Linked DNA regions of Homo sapiens: region 1 is linked to region 2. The links are chromatin contacts, found by Hi-C or POLR2A ChIA-PET in ENCODE. All regions are on one chromosome and are shown on one strand. The core of a region is the stretch at or near the end of the contact, and the rest is flanking DNA. Distances in the headings are between cores, read along the strand shown. Region 1 holds the start of RAB8A (RAB8A, member RAS oncogene family). Region 2 holds the start of MED26 (mediator complex subunit 26).

Region 1 (3,967 bases), core at 1,218-3,717, 520 kb after region 2:
TGGGAAACTGGGATCTGAGTGAATGCAAGCCAGTCTGCTCACAGTTAACATCATTTCTTTCTTTCTTTTATTTTTATTATTATTTTTTAAGACAGGGTCTCGCTCTGTTGCCCAGGCTGGAGTGCAGTGACACCATCACAGCTCACTGCACCTTGACCTCCTGGGCTCAATCGATCCTCCCACCTTGGCCTCCCAAGTGGCTGGGTCTACATGGGTGAGCCACTGTGCCCGGCTGATTTTATTTTATTTTTTGTAGAGATGGGGTTTGCCATGTTGCCCAGGCTGAATTAACGCCACTTCTTGATTGGTTGGAGCACAAGAATTACCCTAAAGTTTAGCCTTGGAGTGGGGGAGGGGGAAGAATTCAGAAACATCTGTCTTCAGAGGCTGGATGCTGTCACTGCAGGAGCCATTCATTTGCTTCCTCTAGATAGCCTCTGGTTGTGGTGACAACCCCTTATTGTCTAATTCTAATCCTCAACCACCAGGGCACTAGGCTGGGCAGACAGTGTCACTCCTGCTCTAAAGACAGCAGGGCTCAGAGAGGGGTAGTGCACATTCAAGGGCAAACAGCAACTGGAAACCAGACGTAATGATTTCCAGTCAATTCTCTCTATTTTACATCTGGCATATAACTGTTTTATAAAGCACAGCTCCGCTGGGTGCGGTGGCTCATGCTTGTAATCCCAGCACTTTGGGATGCCAAGGCAGGCAGATCACAAGGTCAGGAGTTCGAGACCAGCCTGACCAACACAGTGAAACCCTGTATTTACTAAAAATACAAAAATTAGCTGGACGTGGTGGCGGGTGCCTATAATCCCAGCTACTAGGGAGGCTGAGGCAGGAGAATTGCTTGAACCCGGGAGGCAGAGGTTGTAGTGACCCGAGATCCTGCCGCTGGATTCCAGCCTGGGCAAAAGAGCTAGACTCCGTCTCAAAAAATAAAATAAAATAAAATAAATAAAGCATAGCTCCTGGAGGAGGGCAAGAATGGAATTAGCACATTATCTTGGGGTTCAGGGAGATAACACGATTCTGTCAAAGTGACACAGTAAAGCAAAGGCCATTCCCTAGGTTTTCTTGAGTCGGAATAAACTCCTGGACTTAGTGACCGTTCCCCCACTTTCCCCATCCCTAGCAGGGCTACAGAGCTCACAAGCCACTCAAATAGGTGTTACTCCTGGGTCAAACCTTTTCATTGTGGGCCAGGACTGCTTTTGTGGCACTGAGAGAGGTCAGCTCCACTTCTGTGGACATCACAACTGAGATGCACCAAGCCAATTCTGTTCAACCACAATGTGGGCTGGCCCTACAGGAAAAGCTGTTCTAAAGTGACAGCTGGAGTCTTGGGCCCTTTGATAGGGAAGTCAAGGCTGTCTGTGGCAGTGGCTGATTTAGTTTCTCGCTGAGGCTTTTATCTTGCATCTTCTTGGGGATGACAGGTCCCAGGGCAGGCAGTGCTGTCACTTGCCATTGCTGTCATTCCTGGAGCAGGATGAAAGGTGGGCAGGGAAAAGGTCCTGACTCTTCTTATCATTCCTTCTAGAGGAAAATACGCTTATGAGGGGAAGCATGGTCAGGGAGAGGGGCTCAACCTCTGAACGCTCCAGAGAAAAGAGCAGGAATGGTGTGGGTTAGAGTCCCGGCTCCAAGGTGCATTAGCTGAGCTTGTCATCAGCTGGGAGTGTGCAGTGGCATCTCTCTAGGAGAGCTAAGCCTCGAGTTTTGGGTTGAGACACAGCCAGGTTCAAATTCCATCAAATCCCATTCTCACCACGTGCAGACTGTGTGGCCTTGGGCAAGTTCCATGCCCTCCCTGAGCCTCAGATTCCTCATCTTGTCAGACGGGCTCATAACAGCACTTAACACCAAGAACTGAAGAGTGTGAAAATGCACGTGAAGCACTTGGCACATAGTAAATGCTCATTAAGGTGAGATGCCACTGTCTTTTTCCCATGGCCAATTCCCCATGACTCAGTTTCCACTTCTGTAAGGCAAGAGCCTCAAAAGAACCGCTTCGAGGGCTGCTGCTAGGACAGATCGAGAGGACGGGCGCGAAGACCCCAGCCCAAGACATAACACGCCCTAACGAGCGGGCTGAGGGTCGGAGCCTCAGTCTCCCTATCTGCAAAATGGGCACCTGGTCTCCCCCACCACGGCCCAGGAACCCCCGAACGGCGGTGCAGGCGACTGCTCTTCTCCCTTTAGGCCCCCTCGACCCTCTCAGCGCCCTCGGCCCGTCCAGCCCTGTAGATCCCTCAGCCCCAGCCCCTCAGGGGCGCGCCCAGCCCGGGCCTCCGGCGCCCCCAGCCATTCCCCGGTCCCGTTACCTATGGTGGAGATAAAAGTGGAGTTGAAGGCGTCCTCGGAGAAGCGGAACAGGACACAGGTCTTCCCCACCCCCGAGTCCCCGATCAGCAGCAGCTTGAACAGGTAATCGTAGGTCTTCGCCATATTACACTCTCTCCCCGACGGGAAGTGCGGCCAGCGCCTCTCCACTGGCCACCAGCACCGTCCATCAGCACCGAGCCCGCCCCTTATTGGCTCCAGGCCCGCTGCGCGTCACCGCGGCCGACGCCCGCCCCTGCGTCCCGCCAGTCGCGGGGAGACCTTGGGAGGGGGCGAGCGGAGCGCGGAGCCGGAAGCAGCCCGAGCGCACCTCCCATTGGCCGGCACTAGGGAGAGCACGGGCTCTGATTGACCAGCAGTGAAGAGTCGCGGGGCTTCAAATGGGGACGAGGCGGGGGCGTGGCATTATGTGGCCCCCGCCTTCCACCCCCGACTCGGGCGGCCCGGCCCCGCCCCACTGTAGGAGAGGGAAGGCAGGGAGCGGCGCCAACCGCTCGCGCGCCGGCAGCCTGGCGGGGCGTGGCTTGGGGTGCGTGCGCACGCGCGCCCGGAGTTCCGTTAGGCGACAGCAGAGGGCGCACGCCAGTAGTTGGGGCGGGTGTCTCTGGGTCCCGCCCTCACAGCTCGCGCAGGCGCAGTAGGCACCGAGGCGAGCGCGGGAAAGCAAGGTAGCGCTCTCAGCCTTGTCTGCGGCCTGCGAGTCGGGGCAGTGGGGGCCTAGGGAGGAAGGAGAGAGGAGGAGCTGTATACTCGAAAAGTGACCCAAGCCGGACGCGGTGGTTCACGCCTTTAATTCCCACACTTTGGGAAGCCGAGGCGCGTGGATCACGAGGTCAGGAGTTCAAGACCAGCCTGGCCAAGATGGTGAAACCCCGTTTCTACTAAAAATACAAAAATTAGCCGGGCGTGGTGGCGGGCGCCTGTAATCCCAGCCACTCGGGAGGCTGAGGCAGAGAATTGCTTGAATCTGGGAGGCGGAGCTTGCAGTGAGCCGAGATCGCGCCATTGCACTGCAGCGTGGGCGACAGAGAGAGACTCCGTCTCAAAAAAAATAAATAAAAGTGACCCAAGACGAGCTCCGAGGTCTGCGGCCTAGCGATCTGCTTAGAGATACCCAAGGCCTCCGCCATCTGAGCGGCTTCACCGCCACAAGCTGTGCCCGGAAGCGCGCGCCGGCCTCCTCAGGGCCCGCCCTCGGCCACCTTAGGGGTTGTCCGGGCCAGCCCGGGGATGGTGGGGGGGGAGGGGTTAGAGCAGTGAGGATGCTGGGTCCTATCTAGGGGCCAGGGCTCTCAACGTTGAAAAAACTGGCCGGGGCGTTGGCTCCCGTCTGTGATCCCAGTGCTTTGGGAAGCCAGGAGGTTGAGGGTGCAGTAAGCCGTGATCGCCCCACTGCAATTCGGCCTGGGCGACAGAGCAAGACCCTATCAAAAGAAAAAAAGGCTGGGCGCGGTGGCTCAGGCCTGTAATCCCGCACTTTGGGAGGCCGAGGCGGGCGGATCAGGAGGTCAGGAGATCGAGACCATCCTGGCTAACGCGGTGAAACCCCGTCTCTACTAAAAACACAAAAAATTACCCGGGAGTAGTGGCGGGCGCCTGTAGTCCCAGCTACTCGGGA
Region 2 (3,815 bases), core at 161-2,660:
TCTGGGAGGGGCGAGGTTGGGAGCAGTAAATGACAAGTGTTTTGCCCGTGTTTCTTTTCTCCTCCAAGTGTGATGTAAAACTTTTCACATGTGCAGAAGCACGCAACCATAGCCACGTGCAGAAGCAGCCGTTTTTGCAAATGAAAATATTTCCCAGAAGCACAACAAATACAAGACTAACAGGTGTCGGGCAGCTCCAAGGCACACATGTGGTTCTCATCAGCTGTCTTCCTCCTGTTTTAAATCTAGGTCTTCCTGTAACAGTGGGAAAAAAAAGATTTCTCCCGAGGCCGCCGAGCTTGCCTTTCCATCCCGTCTCACAAGAGCATTTCCAACAGAGCTCCCAGAGAGAGGGGAGCAATTACCAAGGCAATAAACAGGGTGGAGGGAGGAGGGGCGCCCTTAAACTTGACATCTGCGGTTCTGGGCTTAACCCCGAAGTCTAGGTGACCTTGGGCCTCCGTTTCCTCCTCTGTGACGTGTTTGGTTAAGAGAATGAGCATCTCAGTTTTACAGAATCTCAAGGCAGAGGCGGGTAGAAGGGTCTTTCAATCACGGGGTTCTCTGCCGGTGGGGGGGCGGGGGGACTGTGCCCCCACAAGGGACGGCGGCAATGACTGCAGATTGGGGGAGGGGGCGCTTCGGAGGCCAGAGATGCCGCTCAACTTCCGACAGATCGGGGGACCCGCCCCGAAGACAGAGCGATCCCGCCCAAATGCCAGTGGTGCCGAGGTGGAGAAGCCGCCGCGTAGACGCAGATTTGCAACCTCCGGCTTTCCCAGCTACGGCGGGCGGCTTCTGCCAGAGGCGCTTTGCCGCCTCACGTTTTCGCGATCGGGGTCGCGCGTGGCGGTGCAGACCCCCGCCCTGCCACCACACCCATTCCCACACCCTCTGAGGGGCGGGGGGGCCGCGGCGACACCCCCGGACTCCGATGACCCTTCTGCGCGCAGAATCACAACGTGGACGTCTGGTTCCCTCGCCCTCACAAAAAACTCGGCAGCTGCTCAGCCTGCGACTCCCGTCCCCCAGTCACGCGCCGGGAAGGCTCTCCCAGAGGAAGGATTTTCCCGCCGCCCTCCCCGCCCCGAGGTAGCCGCTGCGAGCGTCCGGGTTCAAGGACTCTTTGCGCGCGCGCTTCCGTCAGAAAGCCCCGCCCCGTGACCTGGACGGGGGCCGTTGCCCCGCCCAACCTCCTCCCAACGGCTGCCTAGGCCGGGCGGCTGGGCGGGGCGTCACGGGCGGACGAGTGCGCCTGCGCGCGCTTGCGCGGAGGCGCGGGGCGTGGCACACGGGCAGCCCCGCCCAGGCCTGGCGTCTCCGCCCGCCCCATCTCCCAACCTCCTCAGCGTGGCGCCGACGCTGCGTGCGGCGCGGACTACCCAGAGTACTCCGCGCGGGGGCAGCTCACTGGAGTTTGGTTCTCGAGGCGGCGGCAGCGAGCGGCGGCGGCTCCGGCGGCTCCTCCTCCTCCTTTGGTGGCGGCGGCGGCCCGGGACCGAGACCCGGCCCCGGCTCCCCTCTCCGCCACCCCGCGCGCCCCCAACCCCCCGGCGCCGCGGGGAACATGCGGCTCCGGCTCCCGGAGGCCGGCGAGTGAGTGACCCCCGTCCCCCGCCTCAGCCCGCCCGCCCGCTGGCCCGGCCGCAACCCCCCGCCTCGCCCAGGCAATGACAGCGGCTCCGGCGTCTCCGCAGCAGATCAGGGACCGGCTGCTGCAGGCCATCGACCCCCAGAGCAACGTAAGTACCCGCCGCGCGAGCTGGGACGGAGGCCGCATGGGCCCGGGACCCTCCCCCTCTCCTGTACCCCTCGCCCACCGGGCTTCGGGGGACCCGTCTGGCGCCCACCTCCCCTCGAGGGCCGCTGCCATCCCTGCCTCTCGCTTCTCGGGCCCGGGCCGGGGGCAGGTCGGGCAGCCCGGCAGCGCTCGGTACGTGAGGCCGAGGCTTCCGTGCGGCCTGGGCGGAGGAAGCAGACGGGGGAGCTGAGGCTAGAGTTTTTCCTCCCTTTCTGCTCCAGCTCTACGACCCTCACTGCTCTGGACGAAGCTTCTCTGCCTCGCCCTCCCTCCGGGACCCGAGACCCCCGGGAAGCCCTCCCGGAGCGGGAAGGGGAGGGAGAAGGGCTGTGAAGCAACTGGTGTCCGGGGTATGACTCGGGGAACCTATGTCTCCCATGTCTTGGCCTCCTGGGTGATCAGGGAAGTCCTTCTTCCCCCTCCTCTCGGCTGGCAGCACCTTCCTGGCTTCGGAGAGAACCCCCAGTCTGTTTTGCCCCTGGCCGGGTACCTAGGGTACGTGGAGAGTCTGTCTCCCTTCTGTGACTAGACACGCCTTTGCCAAAACCCTCTTGGGGTCGCTGCCGACGATAGATGATCTCGGGGAGGGTGGGATCCTTCCTGTTGCCTTTCTGGGCCTCAGTACCCATTGCGTCTCTGACCAAGCCAGAGCTCCATTTTTTAGGTAGTGAATTAAAGAGGACTTTTCTCTCCCGTTTACCCAAGAGCTCTGTTTCAGTAGGCTCTTTCCCTCACCTGGGGGTCTCAGCCTGGTGGTTTTTGACCCAGACTGTCGGGGTTAACTCCAGAGTGTCGCTTCCTCGGGTGCCCCTTTGCTGAGGCTACTGTTTGCGGAGGGACCGCCCCCTCCCCTTCCGTGTGTGTGTGTGTGTTGTTGCGGGGGTGGGGGGGTGGGGGGGAAGACTGATCTATTCTCATATTTTCTCCAAGAGTTTCTTGGCAGTAGGGGTCATTCTTCCCGCGGCAGGAGCAGGGCGGTAGGAAGATGCAGTAGCATCCAGGTATGAGGGGAGGCCCTGCTTCCCAGGAAGTGGCCATTGAGATCACTTTTTAATGTGCTGTGAATGGAAGAAAAATATCATCTTTGGCTTGGCCAGGTAACTCAGGTTTCTCTCACCGTAGGGGTTTTTGCTTTCATTTTTACATGAGCTTGGCTGATTACTCTTAGCAATATGCTTCACTCTGATGATGTTTTGGGAATAATTCACATTGGCTTATACAATTTTTGGTTAAGACTGAAGGGTTATGAGTTTTTTCGAAGGCTCTGGTTGCTGTGATATAAGTACTTCTCTTATCCCTGGTATTCAGGTCCCATTAACATTGACTTGATGGTAATTGTCTTTAACAAATGTTATATTGTACATTTTTGTTATGACTTTGGGGGTGGAGTGGGCACAAGCTATATAAAACCTTCTAGAATGTCCTTTTTGCAGTAACTGGTGTCACTGCAATTTTAAGACTGAAATATTAGAGGATAAAACTAGTGACATGAAAAAAATAGCCTTGGTGACTTGTGCATCTTTTGTGGAGCCGGAAGGTAATTTTTTTAATTTCACGCACTCGCTTTCCTTCTGGAGAGTCTGAGAGGTTGCTGAGATATTAGCACTGATCCTTAATGCCACCTCAGAGAGCTTTGGGATCAGGCGGCACTTTGACAGGCGATCACAGTGTTGTAGATTAGGTCACTCCAGTGACCTCACAGTTTCCAGTATTGTATAGGGTTCTAATCTAAAGGGTTCCTTGAGGCAGAAGAAAGGAGGATGGAACAAATCTTAGTTTTGTGTGTCTTAGCACATGCAGAAATGCTATATAGGTCCCTGGTTATGTTAGCTGGCATGGAATTTGCATTTCATACCGCTTATTTTCAGGGACTTTAGTGATGATCTTGGGCAGAGTCCTACTAACATGGGGTGGATGGATTTGGGAAGTTATCTTCTTGACTATGAACAATGAGGAAAGTGCCTCCTTTGTGATTGACCCTCTGAGCGCTGTTATGGGCCATTTGACAGGACCG

Evidence for each region. A loop is a pair of places that touch in the nucleus more often than their neighbours do. ChIA-PET counts read pairs that join two places held with the same protein, here RNA polymerase II (POLR2A). Pooled maps may share reads with other maps.
Region 1: a loop to region 2 is called in a map of CD8-positive, alpha-beta T cell, with 29 times the contacts of the local background. The contact joins the promoter of RAB8A here to the promoter of MED26 in region 2. A Hi-C loop is called at or near these places in 1 of 168 maps with a recorded cell type or tissue (CD8-positive, alpha-beta T cell), 2 of 37 single-sample maps with no recorded cell type and 8 of 50 pooled maps. POLR2A ChIA-PET finds 5 or more read pairs at or near these places in 1 of 52 experiments (GM12878).

Annotation. Positions count from the first base shown.
Region 1 is chr19:16,110,389-16,114,355 of GRCh38, reverse strand. It overlaps RAB8A (RAB8A, member RAS oncogene family), which reads right to left and starts at 2,467. Exons shown (of 8, transcript NM_005370.5): 1 at 2,331-2,467. The coding sequence starts at 2,454. RefSeq lists a silencer at 2,425-3,084.
Region 2 is chr19:16,625,799-16,629,613 of GRCh38, reverse strand. MED26 (mediator complex subunit 26) reads left to right here and starts at 1,410. Exons shown (of 3, transcript NM_004831.5): 1 at 1,410-1,742. The coding sequence starts at 1,671. LOC105372296 (a long non-coding RNA gene) reads right to left here and starts at 1,182. Exons shown (of 2, transcript XR_936361.3): 1 at 366-1,182; 2 at 1-255. RefSeq lists enhancers at 197-246, 351-1,282 and silencers at 797-876, 1,127-1,386, 1,487-1,546.